Regions from separate parts of the Mus musculus genome. Here regions 1 and 2 are each linked to region 3. A link is a loop called in an ENCODE intact Hi-C map of the cell type or tissue named here. Cell type or tissue: left cerebral cortex. All regions are shown on one strand.

Region 1 (8,000 bases), 250 kb after region 3:
ACCTCCTATATAATAATAATAATTCTACAGTGTTTCAAGCACTAGAAAAGTTTGAAAATATCTTTAAGTCCATGTTTCAACTACAAAAGCAGTAATTATTTAAAAACTGACTTGTTAACCAAGAGTGTTGCACGCCCCTTTGATCCCAGCACTTGGGATCAAAAACAAAAAACAACAACAAAAAAGAAGGCATGAAAACTGTCTGGCTTGCACTTTTTTTCTCCTTGTTTGTCTATTAGGCCTGTTGTAAGAGAATTAAGTACTATGCTGACCCCTTCCTCTCTTTTCCTGGGAGTGTGCCCCCAGCAGAAAATGTGTCTCACTTCATGAGACCAACCAGGATAGATAGTTCTTTCTGTTGGAGAGGATGGTGGTTGGCAGCTTGTGCTATAAGTGATTGTGTTAAGTCTAAAGTATTTCTCTGTGGCTTTGCCAGCATGAAAAATCGTTCGTTCGTTCCCCGTCTAACTTGCTTCTCAATTCAGTAGGTTCTGAATTTTAATGCAGTAGGAAAATATTCCTTCAAACTGAAATGTTTTGTTTTGAGACAGGGTTTCTCTGTGTCATCCTCTGGAACTCACTCTGTACACAAGACTGGCCTCGAACTCAGAAATCCGCCTGAGTCACAAGCCAATTTCAATTTACCCACCTACAAGTGCACTGTTTATTAACCTGCTAGTAAAATGGCCTAAAGCTGTAAATGAATACAAGTTAATCAAAGCCTTGTGAGATATGAGTATTTACATAGTGTATTTCAGATAAATACAAGAACAAACACCCACATACATACACACAAGCAGTCTTGGTCAGCGTTCTGGATGTCACACCTGGCCTAAATTGATTAGTACTTCTGATGTGGAAAAATACATTTTTAAAAGAGAAACTATCTCAACATTACAAAGAAGAGGAAAGAAAATCCATGGTTTTGTACCCATACTAAGTTACTTTAAAATTTTGGGCAGGCAACAAAGTAGAGGTAACAAAGTAGAGGTGGAGGACCTACAGCCAGACAACCTGAGTCCCATCCCCAGGACCCACACGGTGGGAGGAGAGAAGTAACTCTCACAATCTGTCCTCTGACCTCCATACACAAGCCACCAACACAGACAAGAAGTTACACAAAAATGTAATATAATTTTAAAGAAAAAATTACTTTAAAATCTTACTAAATATGAACTACCTAAAGGAACTTTAGACTCAAGACAAAGAAATTTTATTAAATCAGCTTAGATTGTCTGAAAATGTTTAAAAGTGCTCCTGGCAAATCCAGTTAAGGTAAATCTGCTAGACTGATAAAATGAGAAAAATAAAATTAAAGCCCTGAATACTGTAGCAAGTTTCTGAAATAAAAAAGTTATTGTAACTTTTTCATGTCGAACAGCTGTGCTCCAAAACATCAAAGACAACCCTACAGAACTTAATCTCTCCCAGAATCATTTTAAAGACATTCTTCAGTTAAAGAACATGCAGACAATTACTTATGACTGGTCACATGATGTAAATCATTTATAAACAGCAGGATATCGGACTAGCAACAGAGGCTTATTATTAACCAATTAAAAATAATCCATCTTTGTATTTTTAACAGGATTCCTGGCCAGAATTCCCTAAACCATCCTCCATTCACCCGGTCACATGGTTAGGAGTCACGAATCTAAGCGGTGAACAAGCTTCAAACACGCCAAGGTAACTCCTTAAAACTGCTTTCGTGACACACTGTATCGTTTCCAGGCACTGCACCCTGCTAAGCATTTAAAAACATTTCTCCTGAAATCATCACAGAAAACCCCTTCCTCCAGATTTCTTTAAATCTGAAAAAAACTATCATAGCATGTCTTCTTTTGTACATAAAACGTCTGAATTCCATTCCCTTCCCCAAAAGTTCAGCTGTTACAGAATAAAAGGCTACGAGGAAAAAGAAGGGTTTCTAAAGCCGTATTCTTGGAAGAAGCACTAACTTTACACGTGTTCGGCCATAAACTCCGCACAGTTTATTTCCCCTCAAATTTGACCGTATTCACAAGCAAAACTAAGGTTCGAATATCTGAAGTCGCTGTTTTGGTCTTCGGCTTTCAAGTTCCTCGTTCTTCGGGTACCGAAGAGATGTTCCCCTAACAAAAAGCACCACGTTCCTTTCTAAGGCACCTGAACAGGTCGAACCCCAGTCCCGATTTTCTTTCACATTCACATCCGTTTGCCAAGGTTTTCCTGGACACTCGCAGGCCAGAGGACCACCCCGCACCCCAACCTAGCGACCCCCGCCCACCCACCCTCGCTCTCATAAACCCACTCCTTCCGCTTCACCCACTTCCACCTCGCACGTTTCTCTGGATTCACCGTGCTTCTTCCAGACTGTGGGCACCGAGGGGCTGGAGGCCGCCTGGCACCCACACGGATCTGGTCACTAAGGCCGGCAAAGGGCGCGGGGCGCGGGAAGGAAGCGGGAAAGCGGCGAGTGCGCCCCCTCCCCCGCCGGCGCACACCCCCTTCCGGCTCCCCTCCCCCGGCATTGTGCGAGCGGGGCCCAGGCCGCGGCCCGCCGCGATCCCCGCCCAGGCCCGACCCGTTCCCGCCCGAGGCCTGCTCCCGCGGAGGCCGCCACACAAAGCCCAGAGCCGGCCCCCGCGGCGCCCACGGACCCGACGAAGCGAGCGCGGGCTGACTTACAGGGCTGCTGCGGCCGCGCTGCCTCAGCCGGGGGACACCGACCGTTGGGCACCGGCGGCGACGCTCTCGGCCGTCCGTCCTCCCCCTCCGCCTCCGGTGGCGGCGACGTCTTCTTTCTCCTCCTCCTACCTCCCTCCCCCCCACCCCACCTCCTTCTTCTCCTCCCCCTCCTCCTCCGAACCACCGAAGTACCGAGGGTGAGGCACAGAGACTCACAACAACATGGCTGCCGCCGCCGCCTCCCCTCCCCTCCCTCCCCCGCCCACCGGCCGCGCGCAAAGCACTGCGGGAGAAAGGGGGGAGCACTCACCCAGCCGCGACGCCTCGCAGTGAAGTGCGTACTTCTCCCGCGCGCCGGGCGCAGGGGGCCGGCCGGGGCTCCGCGCGTGCGCACTGGCGCGGCGCTCTCCTCGCGGGTGAGGCCGCCATCGGGCGTGCACTTCCCGGCCTTTACCTTCTGGGATCAGGGCTGGCCTGCACGCCGGACCTCTGGCGCTCTGCTCCCGGGGCTGGTCACGCGCCTCGTGTGGTGCTGCAAACCCCCGACTTTCTGTGTGAGACTGAATTTATTCATCCACCGCTTCCTCCCGGATATCTCATTGTTCTCCCTAAACTGCCTGTGTGTAAGCACTGCTGCCCATGCACCCCAAAATTGAAGTCTCTTTCCCCCTACTTCCGGTATGCTGGCACCTACAGGAGTTGTAGACCTTAATACAGCCCTACCGCTCAACGTTTATCTCCCCTTTTCCACTCAAATGTTGGAGGTTTAGGGATAAAAAAAAAATGCACCTTGTTATCGTCTACAGTAGGCAAGTGTTACTGACTTCCTGCAATTGATGAGCCAGGGGTACTGGGTAAGCACAAAAGAAACTACCTTGGCTATGTATCAGACTGAATGTTTTCTTATTACCAGTTACAGAATTGTCTTGCCCTTCCTTGAAATCTGCAGGGAACAACAATGGCTCCAAAGATTTGGTCGCAGTCGTTGGGACCACTTTCTATCACACCTCTCTTGGAGAGTTTAGGCCCTCATGGGACAACTTCCTAATTAATGGCTTACCTCCTGGTTTTGACAATCCAGGGCCTTTTAATTAACTCAGTGTCTTCCCTAGGCATCTGTGAGCTCTACCAGGCTAAGGACTGTATGTGCTTTGTTCATGTGATGTATCCTAGTGCCTGTTAAACACAGCTCTTTGGGTTTTCATCATTATAAAGACAGACTGATTTAAAATTTATCTTGCCGGGCGTGGTGGCGCACGCCTTTAATCCCAGCACTTGGGAGTCAGAGGCAGTCGGATTTCTGAGTTCAAGGCCAGCCTGGTCTACAAAGTGAGTTCCAGGACAGCCAGGGCTATACAGAGAAACCCTGTCTCAAAAAACCAAAACCAAAATAAATAAATAAATAAATAAATAAAAATCTTACTGTTGTATCGCTTTGACAGAATACTAAATCAGGTCATTAATAAAGAAAATAAATTTACTTCCCAAGCGTCTGAAGACTAGGAAGTCCAATGCTAAAAGTAGTGGAAAGATCCTTGGGGCTGTGTAATCAATCCCATGATAAAACTCAAAAGGACAAAAGACCAGGAGGGGAGGGCTTGAGCTTGCTTTTATAATAATCTACTCAAAATAACATATACTCCCTAGATAGTGATACTAATTTATGCAGGAGAGCCCTTTGACTTAATCCCACCTCTTTTTAAATATCAATATGCATGTTTGTGTGTGTACAGGTGCACATGTGTGTGCATGGCACGTGGAGGGATGAGGTTGACACTCTCACTGAGATTTTACTGGGCTGGCCGGCCAGTGAGTCCCAGGAATCCTTTTGTCTCTGTCTGCCAGGCATTGTGATTACCTATAGTTGCCACAATTCCCTGTTTTATAAACAGGTTCTGGAACTCAAACCATCTTTGTGCTTGCTCAGTAAACATTATTACCGAATGAGCCATCTCCCCCCAGATCCTCAATCCCCCTGTTATTAGGCTACCACTTCCCAACATTGCAACATTGTTGTACTGGGTTTTTAAATTCCAACCCATAAACATGTAGAGATAGATGCTTCTGCATCTCCCAGGCATATCACGTCTCTACCTCCTGCCCAAGTTTCAGGCTTCCATTTGAATATCATTCTTGTCACCAAACATACTAAGAACCCGTCATATCTGTGCCCTATCCCCAACCCTTACTTTGTCTCCACAATTAGCAATTTCACCACTGATTCATTCCTAAATGACTATTCTGAATCATTTTTACTATTTTCCTCTTTCCCCCACTCCCCTCATAGATAAATCGACAAGCCTCGCGGATTTTTAACTTCCCAAATACTTCTGCAGGCGTCTCCTTTCTCTATCCCTCCACTATACAGACCTCACTTGAATAGGTAGCTGGCTCAACCAGCCTTCCCTTCACTGGTCTCAGTCTGTGTAGTAAGTTCTTCTTGCTGCCATCTATCATACAAGCTCAACTCAACTCATGGTACTCAGACCTGTCCTTCAAGCATCCCAGCTCAATGTGTGTTCCAGGAGCAGTTCCCAAGTACTCTTGCTTGCTCTCTCCTCTCCTCTCTTCTCCTCTCCTCTCCTCTCCTCTCCTCTCCTCTCCTCTCCTTTCTTTTGGGTATTAATAGTTATTCCATTAAGAAATGTCTCCCAGACCATGCATGTTGGCTACATCTGTAATCTTGGCATTTAGGAAACAGAAGCAGAGAGGTCTCACTGGGGCAACTGGGACTGGATATGTGTGATGGTTTGTATATGTTCTGCCCAGGGAGTGGCACTATTCTAAGGTATGGTCCTGTTGGAATAGGTATGTCACTGTGGTTGTGGGCTTTAAGACCCTCATCCTAGCTGCGTGAAAGTCAGTATTCTGCCAGCAGCCTTCAAATGAAGATGTAGAACTCTCAGCCTGCCTGGATGCTGCCATGTTCCTGCCTTGATAATGGACTGAACCTCTGAACCTATCAGCCAGTCCCAACTAAATGTCCTTATAAGAGTTGTCTTGGTAATGGTATCTGTTCACAGCAGTAAAACCTTAACTGAGACTATGATACCCTGTCCAAAAAGGAAGAAAAAAAACTGTCCCTCAAGTTAAGCAGTTATGGGATGTATATGTTTTGCTTGCACATCCTTGTGCATTCCAAATTACCAATTTCAGAGGACTCAGGGTCTCCAAGCTGGATTATTGAATTCACTGAGCCTCTAGCTACAGTCATTATATAGACTTGTTTAGTCTAGGTAAAACTAAATGGAACCATCAGAGCCTCTTCTTTAGAGAATGGAATTGGGGTAAAGAGGCACTCCCCCCACTAGACAGTCTCTATGAGCTGGCCTTGCCTCTGGATGTAGAGAACCTCTTTAGTAGAGCTGAGAATGTTGTAACACTGTTTCTTTTCCATGTGGAGCTTTCTCTTCCACGTGCATAGGTGACTGCTGACTGCCTAGGTACTTGCCTGTATGGAAAACTTACCTGGACGCCTGGCAGTGCTGGCGCACGCCTTTAATCCCAGCACTCAGGAGGCAGAGGCAGGCAGATTTCTGAGTTCGAGACCAGCCTGGTCTATAAAGTGAGTTCCAGGACAGCCAGGGCTACATAGAGAAACCCTGTCTCGGGGAAAACAACAACAACAACAAAACTAGCCTGGAAAAAACTTTATCATGAATTACAGTGACCACAACTACTACTTCTTCTTGACTGTCTTGTTGCAGTTAGATCCAACAAGTTTCTACTGCAGCCAAGAATCTTCACCAAAGCCCATGTGTCTGTCTGGTGTTTATAATGTATAAACACCTTCTATCCAGTGCCCCCTTTACTCCTCTCAGCGTCCTCAGAGCAGGCCTGGTGTTGGGCATTGTACAAGGTCTCACCTAGAAAGGCTCTGCAGTTGGTTTAATGTTCTTGTCACCATCTAGAAAGTCTGAATGATTTTTGGAAGAGCAACCCCTGGTTTTTATTTTGACATACCCTGCCTGACCTATCAGTTATTATCTATTTAAGGAAAGGCTTCATTATTGCAAGAAAACTTCTTAGCATCTTGAAAACTAAAGTAGCCATTGTAAATACCCTAGTGAGAGACATAGAATGTAATGTTTCCCACACTAATTGGACCTAGAAGAGTTCTTTCTCATAGACTATCCCTTATGGCTTTGTGTTCTGAAGAACAGTAAGGGCCCACCTTTTAGTGATCTGACTGCCTTGTCCCACCCATCTCACTGCTCAGTGAGCAGCTCCTTGCTTTTGTGCCTTCACATACGCTTTGCGATCTCCTCTGCTCATTAAGCCCTCGTGATTATAATTGGCTTCTCTTTAGAGTTACCTACAAGGAAAGAATGTATTCCTCAGCTAATATAAATATCTTGTGTGCTTGGCAGTTAAGATGGACATTGTAATTGACACCTCAACCAGCCACTCTAATCACCTGGGAGCTTGTTAGACATGCCAAAATTGGCCCATGGCCAAACCTACTGAATCAGGATCTGCATTTTAAAAAGATTCTCAAGCAATGCCTATACAAAGTAATGTTTGAGAAGCATTAGTAAGCTAATCACAATAGTTCATCATGCTTACTGGAAATTGCTCCTGTAATGGGTGTGCCTTATCCATTTTGAATCAGCAACATACAATGAGATGCCAACTCAGAAAGCCAATCTCTCTCTCTCTCTCTCTCTCTCTCTCACACACACACACACACACACACACACACACACACACACACACAGAGGTTGTAAACAAGAACACACATGGTCTTCTTGGTCGCCTTCTTGGTTCCTGCTGTCAGGCACTTTATGACAAGAGAAGCCAGGCTGGGGTCAGGCTGCTGTCGCCCATCTCATGTGGTTCTTCCTTCTTCCCTAGTAACTAGCTCTGGTCATGAGACTCTTTTCTGTAGCCAGGACAGTCATCTTGGGACGTATCCATGTGACCTGTTATCTCAAGTGGTTCTTGACCAGAGTTGTACATCCCAATCACTCGGGGAGCATTTAGCACACACCAATTCCCAAGTCCTACCCCTGAGATTGTGGCTTAATGGGTCTGGGCTGGAGCCTAGACATTGGTATTTTTTAAAAGCTCCTCAGTGGTTAAAATGTGCAGTTATAATTGAGAAGCAGCAATTTAGGCAGATTGCATCCTAGAGCATAATTTCATCTTAATATTCCCTATGCAAGTGGCCCTTTCCCCCAGGACTGTTTGTAAAGCTTCTTGTAAATTCATTTTGTAACTTTGTTATCTTTATAAAAATAATACAAGTCAGAAATGGAGAAATGACCTAGAAGTTAAAAACACTTGCTGCTTTTTCAGAGGACCTCAGTTTGAGTCCCATCACCCACATGATG
Region 2 (8,000 bases), 150 kb after region 3:
TCGCATATGGTGGCTCGAGTCTGTAATTTCAGCTCTTTGAAAGTTGAGACAGGAGAATTGCTAAGAGTTCAAGGCTACCGAGTGAGGATCAGTCTCAAACAGAACCAAGGACCTTCGATTATCAATACTGAGAGTGAGCTAGCCTTGTTTGTTAGTCCAGGGCAGCTGGAGCTGATAAAGTCACCAAAGAGAAGACACTGCCAAGCTGGAACTCAAGCTCCTGTGTGCTTCCTGGCATTGTGTGCATCTCCCACCGAGGGAGTTCTCTAGGCTCTTCACCGGGCCAGTGCTTCATCATTTAGGAACAGGACAGTGGGGTGGGCAGCACGCTTCTGTCCATTCTACCTTGCCCTTTCTACACGCACACACACTGCAGCAGCCTCAACAGAGATTCCCGAGGGACATCAGACCCACACAGCCGGAGAGCTACGCAAAGGTGAGACCTTCGTGTTTATAAGAATTATAACCAACCTGATTTGTTTTTCAGTCTGATAAAGAAAATAAACTAGAATTAAACAGAGAAGCTCCAGGCTTGGGCACACCAGTGTCACTCTGCCTGCCAAAGACTGAGAAGGAAAAGAGAAGCTCCGAATTCAAACTGCCAGTCACTGGGACACAGTCTTCTTCAGAGCCACCAAAAACCAGGAGACTGCTTGACCTGGCGCCACTTGAGGAGGCCCAGCATCATGAGGGACTAAATACACCTAGCAGTGTATTGTTGAAGATAACAGAAAGGAAATAAGGGTTTCAGAATCCTGCTCAAAGTAAGACTGCTTTGTAAAAGTTGAGCACTTTTGGTGGCCTACACCTTTAGGCCCAGCACTGAAAGTTAGAAGTAGGTGGATTTCTTTGAGTTTGAGGCCAGCCTGGTCTACATATTGAGTTCCAGGGCAGCCAGGACTATACAGAGAAACCTTGTCTTAAAACAAAACAAAACAACAACAACAACAACAACAAAAAACAACCAAGGATACTTTATAAGGAGGCAATTTTGAGCTGACTGAAAAAAAAAAAGTCTGGCTACCATTATACATTCTCAAAGGACTTCAGGAATCCAAAATTTTGCTGCAGCAAGGGGGAGGGGAGATCTAGAAAGTACTGCCAAAAAAAAAAAAAAAAAAAAAGGAAAAACATCAATCTTTCCCATCATTCTTTCCAGTCCCTTCTCCCTACCAATGTGTGTTAATGAGGTTTTATTGTGGCCCATCAAGAGCCACAGGTAGGTTACAACCAACTCCACCCTCCCTGGAGAGCTGAAGCCAGCAGTGACATCATGCAAGCACAGGCCTCCCCCACTCCCTCCCATTCTGCCAGACCTGGGGAAAGTGTCTCTACTAGTCCAAATGATTACAGTAAGGGAGAGGAAAGAAAGGGAACAAATAGCAAGTCACTATTCCAGAGCAAATAACCATTTCTCCTATTCTATATAGGAGAAACAGAAGACCACAGGACACTGAGGGACAAACCTGCTTCAGTCTCTGGGGAGTAGTTGCTAGCAGCCTCTGATCCCAGCAGCTCCCCCCCCCTTCCCCATTCAAAGGCAGGCACCCAAAAGCACTCCCTATCTCTCTGGTCCCCAGGGCTGTCTGACCTGCTTCCCACAGGAGCTTAGGGAGCCCTGAGAAAGGGACCAGCTCTCTGGCAATTTGTGGATATGTGCTCTCATTTTAAGTAAATCCCAGCTGCCTTCATTTTTCAGGAAAAGGGGAAGCTCTGAATATGTCCTCACTCTTATGCACCCACTTTTAAACAAATGTGGGGTTTTTTTTTGTTTGTTTGTTTGTTTTCTGTTAGAGAGAAAATAAACCAAACTTAAAAAAAAAAAGTAAAACGAACACTCTTGCCTCCAAGTGGGAGTCTGATCCTAAAGCTCAGACAGTGACCTGGGGGCTCAGCTCATCTTCTTCCTCCAGGAAGCCTTCCATTGAGATAATTCTACTTCCTAGACCTGTTTCCCTAGAGGGTTCAACCTCCCAGGCCAGCACACAGGAAGTTCCGGAAAACGCCACCTCTAGTTGTCTACTCAGCATTATTAATGGGTGCTTGAGGGGCTTAGGTCACAGGAATATCTGCCTCTCTAAAGACACCAGGGAAGAGAACACCACCTCTCCAGATCCTGGCTGGAAAGAAATTCAGTACTGCATCTGTACTGCCCCAGTGAGGCCTCACGTTGGGCCTAGAGAACAGAGCCGGAGGTAATGCCAGGCGGGCCGGGGAGGCATGCTAAGTAGCTCCACTTTCTTCTCCACAGTGGTAACTATGATTCCAGGCATAATCTGAGTCCCACAAAAACCACAACCCTCAAACAATTTCTTGAACCTTAAAGCCAGGAGTGCACAGGAGACTCAGTTCGGAATTCATAGCCCTCCCAGAGAACCCTGATTTGGCGCCCCCACACAACCCCAACTCATGGGCAATACAATTATGGAGGCCCTCTCTTGGGCTCCAGAGTGATGGAGAGCACCAGCCACCTGGGAAGGAGCGAAGGCAATGCCATTAACAGTGACTGGGGACGTGTCCGTGTGCCACTTTATTTGTACACGACCTTGGTATCTACCAGCGCTCAACTCTCCTTCCCTGTGCACGTGTCTGCCTTTGCCAGGACTATCGAAGTTAAGCAGACCAGATGTGGCGGTGGGAGACTGCCACTTCCGGGAGGGATAAAGCCTGAGGCTCCGCACCTCGCCTCTGCCTTCCAGGGGTTGGGCAAAGCCGCCAGTGGAAAGGACACCCGGGACTTCACAGCGGGTGCGGGGGCTAGGGGCGTGGACACCCGGAGGGCAGCGCTGACACCTGGCGGCGACCCAGGACCCGGCCCACGTCAAGGACCAGCGCTGCGGGGCGGTTCCCAGGGAAGGGTTACAGGGGCCGAGAACAAAGCGCCCCCGTTGGGGAAGGCGGGCTAGCGGACGGCGGCTGGGGCGGGAGAGCACTTTCTGGGGTACCCTCGACCAAGCTCTTTGTCGGCCAAGCCGCTGATTAGAGAGACCGACCCCCACCAAAGGTGGATGGCTGCATCCTACCCAGAAGCTTTCCCCCACCAGTCGCCAGCTCCACGTTCGTCCCTCTTTCCCCGCGGCCCTACTGGGCGGGCCAAGGGACCCGCCTTCCCTACGCGCGGCTTCAGCACAAAGCCGAGTCGGGGGAGGGGAAGAGCCGTACCGGGGTCCACTCGCGGGGAGGGTCCCCCGCGCGGGCCATGCGGAGGAGGCCCTCCGGGGGCAGCACAACTTCAGCGACCCCAAAGTTGGGTTCTTAGGGTCTTCAGCGTTCTGAAGCCAACTTCCCGGAACCTCCCGCTGCCAGCTCGGCCCGGCTCACCTGGGGCAGCCAGAGAAAAACCGAAGGTCCCTGAGCCACCCTCTTGTGTCCCACAAACAGCCTTAATCCCGTCCCTCCCGCCACCCCGAACGTCAGCTTCCCCCTGTTCCCGCGCCGGCTCTGCTGTGCCCAAACTTGCCCCGGTGCAAAGGGCCGAGCGCCCGGACTCCGCGGCGCTGGGGGTGCAGCCTGCAGTCTGGTTTGAATTAGGGTCTATGGAAAAGGCGTTGTGGCCATGGCCACTGCATCCCTCCGGGACACTGGCGGAGGCCAGGCCGCTGAGATGGCCAGCAAGACAGCAACGGGAGAGAGCAACTCCAAGCGGCGCCTAAGGCCGGCGGAGCGCCTAAGGCCGGCGGACTCAGACCCATGTGGAGTCGTTTTACTTAATTGGGAGCGGGGAACCAATGGAGGTTCCACTCTGCAGGACGCCCGGACCACGAGCTGGGATAGCCTCCTGGCATCCACGGACCGTAGAGGAATTGGGACAGGAGTCCTCATTAAAGGGCTCACCATCCCAGGATCCGCCAGGCAGCGCGGGAAGAAGTCCCCGCTCCCCTCCCCCTCCACGTGCTGCCGCCTGCATGGCATCGGCGAGTGGCGAGTCCCGGCTTCCCGCCGCCTCCCAGCCCTGCCCCGGGCCACACTCACCGGGAGGGCAGGCTGCAGGCGCAGCGCCAGCGCGCAGAGCCAGAGCCAGAGCGCCGCGCGTCTCATGCTGCCCAGACCGGCGGCGGGAGCTCGGTGGGCTTCGTGGATCCGAGTTGCCGGTTGCACGGAGCTCCGGGCCGGCTCTGCTGATTGCTCTGCGCTTTGCTGTCCCAGGCTCCTGCCCAGCTCGCTGCTCTCTCGAGCGAGGGCTGTAGGTTTCGCCGGCTGGAGTCAGCTCCCGACTGCCAGGTCCCTTCCTCTGCGTTAGGCTCTGTCTCCTCTGGCCCGCACCTCTCCCGCGGAGCTCCGCCTTATAATAAACCCAAAGGCTCTGCAGTTGCAAAACTAGCCGCCCACCCCCAGCTCCGCGGGCCTGGGTAGTCCCAATCTCCACCCCTCGGGCCCCGCCCCCTGGGTTGCCCCGCCCCTTGGAGCGCCCCACCCCCCAGGGATCCAGCCACACCCCCTTCCACGCCTCCTAGGATCGAAGCCCACCCCACTCTTCAGCTCTTGCAGGTCTGAGTCCCACCTTCCTCCCCTGAGCACTGGTGAGTGCCGGCAATCTGTAATTCCCGCGTCGCACCTTCCTTGATGCGTAGCTGACGGAGACCCAGGTGCACTCGCTACTATGTCCTGGTCCGGAGTCCGGAGGCACTGCCCTGGAGAAGGGCGATTGTTAGTTCTCTACGTGCGAGGCTGCAGCGCCCTCTGGGCGAGGACACCCAGGGGTCCTCCAGGTGAGCAAGATTTTGGGGGCAACCTCGGAGCCCCACAGCGATGAGGCTATATATAAACCGAGGGATCGATGTATGGTTCCCACCTCCCCACGGGCTGAGGATAGGGGACCCCTGAGGTCTTGGTCCTTTACTTAATTGCTGGGAACTCCAGACCTTTAAAGACCTTTAAAGACATGAGCACTGTCTGGAAGAGCTGGCTTTGTTATTGTTTTTATTATTATTATTATTATTATTATTATTATTATTTTCTTTTTTGCTGTCTTTCTATTTATAGAAAGCCCCTTCTCTTCCTTGTCCAAGACCAAAGGAAAAAATAAATGGCCTCTTTGTTTCCAGGTGACCGCAGGCCTAACCAGCTGCGGAGCTCCAGTTGAATTCCTGTTCCTTCATGATTCTCTATGGGGCCTGGACCTCACAGTTTCCAACGTCCTTCAGACGTGTCAGTCCAAAAAGGAGCCCAGAGAGCCTACAGGCGAGGCAGATAGCAGCGAGAGCAAGGAGGAAGAACCAGCCCTGTCTTGCCCTCAATCTGTAGATGGTGCCAAAGGCCCTTTGCACCTGCAAGGCAGGGGCCATAGATGGCATCCATCCTTGTTCCTCAGCCCCACATCAGCTGGCCTGGACTGAGAAGCTAGATCTGAGGCTCAGCGTCTCGGGAAGTCCCCAGTGTAGACTCTACACTGTGGAACCAGCCTTCTGGGAATTCAACAGCCTCCTTTACACACACCACACCTCCAGCAGTAGCCCAACAACCAGCACCCAGTTGTGTTTGAACACTTTTGTCCTCAGGAAACTCTCCCTTTTGGCGTCTCAGCTGCCCTAGGTCTAACTATGGGCTACATACAGATCCTGCCCAGTTCTTGCCTAGATCCTTGAGGGTCTTGGTAAAGAATACCCAATAGCAAGGCTCAGGAAGGCTTAGGACCTAAAAAGCAGGTGCCTCCTAACACAGTGGCTTTGGGATCTGAAGTCAGCTCTTCAGTCCTTTGAGCCTGATATTTGGAGGAAAATAGGACACTTTGGTATTTTACCTTCCTGTCCTCTCAAAATGGGGGCGGGAGGGGGGGGGGGAGACGGGAACAGGAAGGGACTGATGAGGCTGTTTCATGTTTTAAACATGACCAGCTTGATCTTTCCTTCCAACTGCATAAGTTTAGCCCAGATCAATGAGACAGTAAAGAGGCAACGAAGACGACTCCTATAGGGAGACCCCAAGAAAGGCACATAAAGAAAGGAGGCTATGGTCCTGTTGACCTCAGAGCCCAGGCACCCTACATGGCTTGTGATTCCTCCCTGTCCTCAATATGCAAGAGGTTGGAGAGATGGCTCAGGGGTTAAGAGCACTGACTATTCTTCCAGAGGATCAGGGTTCAATTCCCAGCACCTGTATGGCGACTTACAGCTGTCTATAACTCCAGTACCAGAGGATACAACATCCTCACACGGACATACATGTAAGTGAAGTACCAATTTACATAAAATAAAATAGAATACTAATTCTAAGAAAGAGAGAGAGAGAGAGAGAGAGAGAGAGAGAGAGAGAGAGCCTTTGTTCCAGCACCCCTTACATCTAAGCTGATGGAGAGTAGGTAGGGAGCTTAGCGTCTGACTGCAGGTCTGCATGCAATTGACATCTGAGCTGGAGCAGACTGTCTGCATAGGTTGACAGTGTCTGTCAAGCTGAAAATGCATTAGCCCTCTCACCCAGGATGACTTCTCCAGGCCATTTGACTTCCCTAATAGGCATGCCGAATGCCTGTCACTGAAGGAAAACCAAAGTAGCTATGAATGGTCCCACATTTGAATTCCATGCAGTATTTCTGAAATGAAGCTAGTTAACTCCTAATATGGAAAGCTTTTTCAAAACCTACTTTGAGTAGATTGTTGGGCTGCACACTTTTAATCCCAGCTCTCGAGAGGCAGAGAGACAGGCAAATCTCTAAATTTGAGGCCAACCTGGTCTACAGAGCTAGTTCCTGGACAGCTAGAGCTACACAGGAAACCCTGTCTTCAAAAACCTAAAAAACGGGGCTGGAGAGATGGCTCAGCAGTTAAGAGCACTGACTGCTCTTCCAAAGGTCTGGAGTTCAATTCCCAGCAACCACATGGTGGCTCACAACCATCCATAACGAGATCTGGCGCCCTCTTCTGGAGTGTCTGAAGACAGCTACAGTGTACTTACATATAATAAATAAGAAAATCTTAAAAAAACAAAAAACAAAACAAAACAAAAAAAAAAACTAAAAAACGAGGGCTAGAGAGATGGCTCAGTGGTTAAGAATAATGACTGCTCTTCCAGAGGACCCAGGTTCAAGTCCCAGCACCCACAACAATGGTAGCTCACAACAGTCTGTAACTTCAGTTTCTGACACTTTTACACATACATGCAGGCAAAACACCAATGGACATAAGATAAAAATAAATTTAAGGGGCTGGTGAGATGGCTCAGTGGGTAAGAGCACCCGACTGCTCTTCCGAAGGTCCAGAGTTCGAATCCCAGCAACCACATGGTGGCTCACAACCATCCGTAACAAGATCTGACTCCCTCTTCTGGTGTGTCTGAAGACAGCTACAGTGTACTTACATATAATAATAAAATAAATAAAAAAAAAATAAAATAAATTTAAAAAGAAGAAAAAAAAACAAAAAACTTATTTTGAGATGAAATATGTATCTCAAGTGAAAAATGTCTAACATATATACTACATAGAGTGATATATATACATACATCTATTAATGTTCAAAATGTTCTTTTAAAATGTTTGTAATAACCAAGCAAAGTGTCACATGCCTTTAGTCTCAGCACTTGGGAGGCAGTGGTAGGTAGATCTCTATAAGTCCCTGGCTAGCCTGGTCTACATAGTGAGTTCCCAAATAGTTGGAGCTACATAGTGAGACCCTGTCTTTAAAAGCCAAAATCCAAAACAAGCAAATAAGCAAACAAAAAGTATACATTAAAGAAGACCTGGGGGAGAAGGAGGGAATAGGAACCACAGACGAGAGCTTTTGTGTTAACGCTGTGTCTTTAGAGCATTTAAAATGAAAATAGCTATTTATATTACTGGTTTCATTTTTCTTGGGTTTGGGTAGGGTTTTTCTTTGTAGGCCAGGCTGTCTTAAACTCACAGCAATCCCCCCCCCATTGGTCTGTCAAGTGCTGGGATTACAATGTGCTTATTTTTTTTTCTTTTTTGTGACCCATGTACCCCAGGCTAGCCTATACTATGTAGCTAATGACCTTGGACTCCCCATCATCCTCAGCTTCCCAGGTGCTGACACCACAGGTGGGAC
Region 3 (8,000 bases):
TTCTTGATTAATGATTGGTGTGGGAGGGGAGGGCCCAGCTCACTAGACATGGTGCTACTGGACAGGTGGTCCTGGGTGCATAAGAAAGCAGGCTGAGGGCTGAAGAGATGGCTCAGTGGTTAAGAGCACTGACTGCTTTTCCAGAGGGTCTGAGTTCAATTCCCAGCAACCACATGGTGACTCACAACCATCTGTAATGGGATCTGATGTCCTATTCTGGTGTGTCTGAAAACAGCTACAGTGTACTCATATACATAAAATAAATAATTCTTTGAGAGAGAGAGAGAAAGAGAAAGAGAGAGAGAGAGCGCACTAGCGAGCGAGCACAGGATGAGCAAAGCAGCAAGCAGAGCATTTCCACAGCCTCTGCTCCAGCCTAGGTTCCTGCCCTGACTTCCCCTTTATTATGGACTTGTTATGTGCAACTGTAAGCAAAACAGTCCATATCTATTTTTGTTCCAGGCCTAGGCTGTGTTGCTTATGACAGATTTACATTTTGAAACTGGACAGTGTGATACTTCCATCTTTTGGTCTAATGCTTTTAGTTGCTTTTAGTCATGGTGTTTCATCACAGCAACAGGAACCCTAAAACACAGACTTTTGTCAGTGCTTCTCCTATATTCTCTCCTAGTAGGTTAGTCTCAGCTTTATACTCAACTATTTTGTAATATTTAAGTTGGCTTTTATTGAGAGCAGGATCTAGTCCATGCCATTTTCCTAGCAGTATTCACTACAGAAAATGCGCTTGCTCAAATGTGTATATCTAGCACTTCTGCTGAGAATCACCTGGCTGTGGGGAGTGTGGGTCTATTTTTGGGTTTTCTATTCTTTTCCATTGGTCTCTAACTATTTCTGTATTTCTGTACCAGGCCTAAGCTGTGTTGGTTATGATAGCTTTACATTTTAAAACTGGACAGTGGGATACTTCCAGCTTTGGGGGTTTTTGTTTGTTTGTTTGTTTGGTTGGTTGGTTGGTTGGTTTGGTTTGGGTTTTTTTGCTCAAGACTTCTTTGGCACAGCCCTGAGTGGCTCCACTCACCTTTTAGGAACTGTTTTCTCCTAGTAAGTGAAGGACAACATAACAGGTACTACCTCACACTTACAGATCGCTTTGGGTACAAAGCATCTAACAATACTAGTAGTTCTGATTCGTGCCTACGGGATCTTTTCATTATTTGTGACCTGTTCAAAGCCTTCACGGATGTTTTATTCTCATCATAGACTAGATTTTTTCACCTCTGGCTAGTTACTCGCAGAAGTGTTTGTTTTGCTTGCTTTGCTTTTTTAGCTATGACACAAGCGCTTTCCTAACTTCTTGTTCAGGTAGTCCTCACTGGTGCATAAACACGCGATATTTGAAGTTGTTTTACTACTCTTTAAATTTACTAATTCTCAGATTATTTTCAGTTTTCAGGATTTTCTATATATTTGATTGTGTCATCTGCCAATACAGAGCCTTGATCCCTCCTTTCCTATCTCTAAGTTCTTCATCTGTTTCTCTTAGCCAACTGCTCTGGCTATGACTTTTCTTTTTTTTTTTTAAAGATTTATTTATTTATTATATGAAAGTACACTGTAGCTGTCCTCAGATACTCCATAAGAGGGCATCAGATTTCGTTATAGATGGTTGTGAGCCACCATGTGGTTGCTGGGATTTGAACTCCGGACCTTTGGAAGAGCAGTCGGCACTCTTAACCACTGAGCCATCTCGCCAGCCCCTGGCTAGGACTTTCAATACTATGTCGAACATAAATGTTGAAAGGAAGCAATGCTGATTTGGTTTCTGATCTTAGAGAAGAGCTAATTTGGTATGATGTTAGCTGTCAGTATTATCTGGCTGGCTTTTATTGTGTTGTATATCCACTTTAAGAATACTTTCAACCAGTATGTATGTGGATATTTTGCCTGCATGCCTGCTAGTTAGTGTACCACTTGCATACCTGATGCCTGGAAGAAGCTAGATGCTGTCTGATCCCTGGAACTGCAGTTACAAAGTTGTAAGTCACCATGTGGGTATTGGGAATAATCTCTTATCCACTGGGTCATCTCTTCAGCTCCACCTTTTTCATGTGAAAGGATGGCAAAATGTATTAACTATGTAACTGCAGCTACTGAAATAGTCCTAGGGATTTGGTTTTCTCTCCCTCGCACTCTCTCTCTCTCTTTTTTTATACCATTTTTAAAATTTTATTTAATGTCTGAGTGCTCTGCTGCATATACATCGGCCTGCATGAAGAGGGCATCAGTTCCTCCTATAGATGGTTGTGAGTCATCATGTAGTTGCTGGGAATTGAACTCAGGACCTCTGGAAGAGCAGCCATTGTTCTTAACCACTGAGCCATCTCTTACCAGCCCCTGGATCTCTATTCTGTGTATATATTCTGTGTATATTCTGTGTCTGCCTTTACTGACTTGCATGGGCTGAACCATCCTTGCACCCTTAGGAGGAAACCCACCTGATCCTGAGGATTTACTTTGTGATGTGATGTTGAATTCTGTGTATCGGGGTTTTATCGAGAATTTCTGCACTGTTCATCAGAGATACTGGCCAGGACTAACGGGTGAAAGGCCTCTGTGGCATGAGGATGTCTTGACTTCTTCCTAACACTATGTTACTTAAGGTTAAAACATCCATGACAAAGTCCACCTTAGGTCTATAATGTGAGTTCCAGGACATTCTACACAGAGAAATCCTGTCTCGAAAAAACAAAGAACAGAACAAAAATATGCATTTATATCATAAAGACTATTTCTTGAAACAGGTTTTTTAATTTATGAGTTATTATGTACTTGAGTTCATATCTCCTTAGAATTAAAAAAAAAATCTGGCTTCAAATGATAAAGAAGTAAACTTGAGGAATGTAGAAATGGAAGCCTGAACTCACTCTAAAGTCACGTATTACTTATGCACTTCTTTCACATTTAAACTATTAGATGCAAACTCTTCAGGTTTGGTACCTCTGGTTCTATGTCCCCCAGAACTATTATTCAATACCAACCATTAACACTTAAGGGTTTGGTTTGGTTTTAGAGCTATCATCCTATGTAGCCTAGGCTGGCCTATCACCAAGGCTGAGTTTGAACTTCTGATCTCCTGATACCACCTCCCAAGAACTTATATTATAGGCTCCATTCAATTAATCCTTTGACATACATGATGGTATGTAAAAAAAAAAAAAAAAATCAATGTTAATTCTAGATTTCAAAGGTTTCAATATCAGTCACTGACAGAGTGTCCCAGACCAGCAGGAGGAAGGGCTGTGCCTCCACGTTTCAAACACCACAGAAAGCATCATAAATGCAGGCCTTGGTCCAGACAACCTGGCGGCTCATTATTCTCCCACACAGGTCCAGACATACTGTCCCCTGGAATCAAACAGCAGTGCTCATGACAAAGTGGTGAGGAAGGGAACAATGGCAAGGCGGAAATAAAGAGGAAAGGTCATTCGAGCTGTTGTCAGCTTATGTCTCTGCTATGGCAATGGAATGCAGAATTTGGACGAGACCTCTTTATTTGGAGGCATTATACATGATACTGTTTTCATCTCCTAAGTGCACCCCAACTAGCAGAAAGTATGTTTTCACACTACTGTAGAACTAAGGCTTGTACACTTTTTAAAGTCACCAACAATAACATACTAAGCAAAACAAATGTTCTCCTCCTCAATGTGATAAGAATCTGCATCACTGTGCCCCTTCTCCTCTGTGACTCTAAGTTCCACTTCCCTGGCTGTGCTCCTAAGTTCTCTGTAATACCATCACCATCAAGGGATGATGTCATGACCAAAGTAAGCAGAGCTAGAACCTACCATGCAACAAGTAGTAAGAATACTGAAGGCATGTAATATGGGCCATCTATCATCCCCTTCCTATGTTCCTCAGAGCCCTTTACACTGAAGACAGGCAATAAGTCTCTTATATGAATTAAAACAAACCAACTGAAACAGTTTACAATATTCTAAGCTGGAAGTTGATTCAAGACAGCATCTTTTCAAAGGCGGGTGTGTGTGTGTGTGTGTGTGTGTGTGTGTGTGTGTGTGCTTTTCACACCAAGAGCTTCAGTTGTGCTACAGATTTAGAACTCTCTCAATCCCTCTGTTAAAAACAAAACAAAAACCTGGGGGGGGGGGGAGGGCACGCTGGAGTAGCTAGGAACACTAGTTGCTGTCCTGGGTGCAATTCCCAGCACTTATAAAGGGCTTCAAACCTTTTAAGATGAAAAAAAACACCTCTTCAGTCATTCAGATATATTGGCAGCATTTCTCTATACTCTTTGTTAGTCGGAGTTTTTGATGCTGTGGCCTTTGTTTGAGGGAACTCAAAATGCAGATTGAAAAACTATAGCAAGGACTTTTTTCCTAATTTTAGTTTTTGTTTATTTTTATTTCACTGTGTGGGTGTTTTGTCTTCATGTTTGTGGTAACTTGTGTGCAATGTTTATAGAGGCCACAAGAGGCTAGATTCTCCTTGGACTGGAGTTGCAGATGGGTGTTAGCTGTGTAAGAGGAGGGATGGAAGAAGAAACAGGAAGATGAAGTTTTCAGGCAAGAATCCCAGGTGCCAATCCTATTTGCTTTGCTAAGTTCAATGAAGGTCATTTTCTGGGAGAAAGCAGGGAGGTAAGAGGACGATGGGGAAGACAAGAATTAATCATTTAAGAGAATGGAAGATGGTGAAGGACAAAGAAATGAAAAACCCATACTCTTAACAAAAAGGAAAGCAACAGAAAGTGAGATATACAACCCAACTGATTGTCAGTAACTAGTCCAGGTCCAGAACTACAGCTCAGGTAATGTATGCAGGAGGCAGTTTCTTAAAGAAAATGTGATGGAATTAATTCTACAGAAGCAGTAGGGTGACTCTCTGAGTACAGAAGTACTGAAAACGTGAAAATAACCTCATCGCAAGCATACCAAACCACATTCAAGCTTTCCTGGGGCTCTTCTCTAATGTACATAAGGATACAAGACGGAAAAAGCTGCAATCCTGCAGAGGTCTGATAGTCCCCTGGGGTGGGCTGGGAAGCCATCTGCCTGAGGAAGATTTTCATCTGGTGTTCTGCCAAAGTTACTAATGACTTCAAGATACTGGGCGGGGAAGAGTAAAGAGAAGGAAGAGAGGACAGGGGTACGCCTCTCCCTCCTTTGCTCTTCATGTAAGTATCAGAAACTGCACACTAACTCCACTTCCTACCCTCACCCCCCACCCCCACGACGAAATTTCAAAAGTCATCCAAGTGGTCACGCCAGCAAAACATGTTCCTCAAAGCTTCGGCAAAGTTTAATTGCTTAAAACTATCTTTAAAAAATCACGGGTTTGGAAATCGCAACAAATAAGTTCATATGAACAGATACTGGGAACTAATTTTTTTTTTAAGTCACAAGACTTTCTGCCGAATATGGAACCAACAAGCCCGTCCATCTGCTGTGACAGAATCACACAGATCCTGGAGCCCAGAAAATGTCAGTAAGGACATAGCAGGCTTTCAATAAACATCTCTTCCAAACCAAGGCGGCCTTGGGATGAAAACCCACCTGACAAGGCAGGGAGGGGGTGTAATGAGGAAAATCTGACCCACTGTAAATTCTGGCTAACGTCTAGACTCAAAACAGAGACCTCTGGCTACATCACCGAACGCCTCAACAAAAACTGCAGGAGGCACCCGAACTGGATTTCGCTTTCGATTCGGACAAAACGTCCGAACTGGCTGCATAACTGCGGGACAATAATTGTTTCGATGGGGGGGTGGGGCGGGATGAGGGTTGCGCACTTCCCGAACCCGAAATGACGATCCTATTCCCATCCCCTCCCAAATCCTGGGGAGCCCCATCTCGTAAAGCCTCAGTTCACAGTTAAAAGCACCCCGAAAAGTAGCGCCCCAACAACTTTCACGTCCCCGCCCCCTGCCCACCAGGCCCACTTGTCGCGCAGGCGCACTGGCCTGGTGGAGCGGCCCTGCCAGCCAGCCCTTACCATGTACCAGGTCCCCAGGATGATCGTCCCGGTGCGGACATGGCAACAGCCGCAGCACCGGGTGCTGTAGAACCGGTCGCTGCGGCTCCGTTTGAAAGTCATGGACACCATCCGGAACCTCGCGGGCCTCGTTCTCGCCCAGGCCCCTGACAAAAGCTTTCGGCCCAGCGGTTCAACCCAGACGACTCTACGACGGTGTCCACAGCCAAAGGACGCGTCTTCTGGCCCGCCCTCGGCCCGGGCCCTTGCCAACTCCTGTGCGCCTGCGCTCTGGGCGCCCGGCGCCGCTCTCGCGGGACGTCGGCTCGGAATCTCTCCCTCCGCCTTCTGCCACATACAGACCAACGAAGAGCGGAAGGCCGGGCTACCTGGCTTCTGATTGGAGAAGATGTGGAGATTGAAACAGATCACGCCCAATCAAAAGTTCAACTCTCTCCGGCGCTGTTTGACCGCGGTGCGCGTGGCTGGGCTCGCTGTCGGGGGCTGTAGGAATTGAGGGTAACTCGGTAATTCACCGTCTCCCAGACGAGCTCCGCAAGGAGGAGAAGGGTGAAACAAGACGGAGTTGGTGGCAGACAGCGGGCACGGAGATTTTTGGCGCTGTCTTTCGCCACGTTGTCTTTGTCACTGCGAGGCCCACGTGACGTATTCGTGCTCTATTGTTGGGCCTGTCGGGGCGTGCCTGCGGGAAGGGGCGTGGCTACCATTCTGGCGTGGCCCTCTAGGCTCAGACCAGAAAGGAGGGCTCGCAAGTAGGCTAAAGGATTGGATTTCTGTCCTTCCCCCATCTCTCTGAAGCCTACTTAGAGGGAGCCAATAAATACCACTGGACTCTGCCAAAGGCCAAGGGATTAAGGAAAATGACAGCATGATAAAGTGGAGAAACCGCTTAGCTGTTGAGTTTATACAGATAATAGTGATTTTTTTTTTCTTCTTGAAGAGAAAGATTGTGAAGGACATTGAAATAGGCCAGAAAAACAAGCAAAAAAAAAAAAAAAAAATAGAGAATGAGAGAGTGTGTCTTAAGTGAGAAACAAGCCACACTTTTCTGCATGCTCTGATGCCAGAGTGAGCCTCAACTTTCTGTGGGATGCTGGACATTTCTACAGCATGTTACACGAGACTCACTGACTCATACCTCTTCTCAGAGAAAGCCATTTGACATAAGTTGGGTGATTCAGTTATCATTTTTACTTCAACAATGGGTGCTTTATATTCACTCTATAGTTCCTTCTAACATCTTATGATCCTCATTAACTGAGTCAAGTTTTTGACTGAATTTATTTTGTATTTGTTTTAAGATTTGTGGCTATCAGCCGGGCTGTGGTGGCGCACGCCTTTAATCCCAGCACTTGGGAGGCAGAGGCAGGTGGATTTCTGAGTTCAAGGCCAGCCTGGGCTATGCAGAGAAACCCTGTCTCAAAAACAAACAAACAAACAAACAAGGCTTGTAGCTACCTTGAGAAGGAATGAAACTGTACCATAGTGTGCAGCTGTGGATAATAGGCATAATCAAATAAACACTGAATAATTTCAAAGAACCTCAAAAGTATTTTGGAAAGAGGAAGGGAAGAGATGTCAGGACAAAATCCATGCCTTTACCATAATTTAAGCCAGTAGACAATGCTAGAATTTTATTAATGAAAATATAGTATATATGAAGAGGTGGTAAGTGGGTAAAGTGCTTGCAAAGCAATCGTGAGGATTCATGGAAAACCAGACGCTGTGGCTTTACCTTTCTGTAAAACCCAGCTGTTACAGCCAGACAGATGTCTTGAGTGAGGAGACATCCCTGCAAGCTCTCTGGCCAGCTAGCCTAGTGTATGAGGAAGCAAATGAGGGGGATGCAGGATTTGTGGGTCTTTAAGGTTCCTAGAATATGTGTGTGAGTGAAAAAACGCTACATGTGTAGCAGTCGCTAGAGGAAGCCAGAAGCAGACATAAGATCCCCCTGGAGCTGAAATTGCAGGCTGCCTGATGTGGGTCCTGGGAACTGAACTCTAGGCATCTGAAAGAGCAGAAAACAC

Evidence for each region. A loop is a pair of places that touch in the nucleus more often than their neighbours do. Peaks named below come from ENCODE experiments on the same cell type or tissue, not always from the same donor. Only the 100,000 strongest peaks of a DNase experiment are listed, where the experiment ranks them.
Region 1: a loop joins it to region 3, with 4 times the contacts of the local background. A loop is called at or near these places in 2 of 42 quality-filtered maps.
Region 2: a loop joins it to region 3, with 7 times the contacts of the local background. A loop is called at or near these places in 2 of 42 quality-filtered maps.

What each region holds. Positions count from the first base shown.
Region 1 is chr12:8,669,148-8,677,147 of GRCm38, reverse strand. It overlaps Pum2 (pumilio RNA-binding family member 2), which reads right to left and starts at 2,889. Exons shown (of 21, transcript NM_001160220.1): 1 at 2,668-2,889. In left cerebral cortex, a CTCF peak has its summit at 3,092; DNase peaks (open chromatin) are centred at 2,547, 2,629, 3,028, 3,713 and 3 more places; H3K4me3 peaks cover 2,605 bases; H3K27ac peaks cover 1,605 bases.
Region 2 is chr12:8,767,674-8,775,673 of GRCm38, reverse strand. It overlaps Sdc1 (syndecan 1), which reads right to left and starts at 4,278. Exons shown (of 5, transcript NM_011519.2): 1 at 3,973-4,278. The coding sequence starts at 4,038. It overlaps Gm4755 (a long non-coding RNA gene), which reads left to right and starts at 4,403. Exons shown (of 3, transcript XR_381238.4): 1 at 4,403-4,709; 2 at 5,046-6,163. In left cerebral cortex, a CTCF peak has its summit at 4,649; DNase peaks (open chromatin) are centred at 2,837, 4,024, 4,243 and 4,598; H3K4me3 peaks cover 2,296 bases.
Region 3 is chr12:8,920,268-8,928,267 of GRCm38, reverse strand. Laptm4a (lysosomal-associated protein transmembrane 4A) reads right to left here and starts at 6,961. Exons shown (of 7, transcript NM_008640.2): 1 at 5,974-6,961. The coding sequence starts at 6,309. In left cerebral cortex, a CTCF peak has its summit at 4,400; DNase peaks (open chromatin) are centred at 5,544, 6,311, 6,627, 7,059 and 1 more place; H3K4me3 peaks cover 2,649 bases; H3K27ac peaks cover 2,001 bases.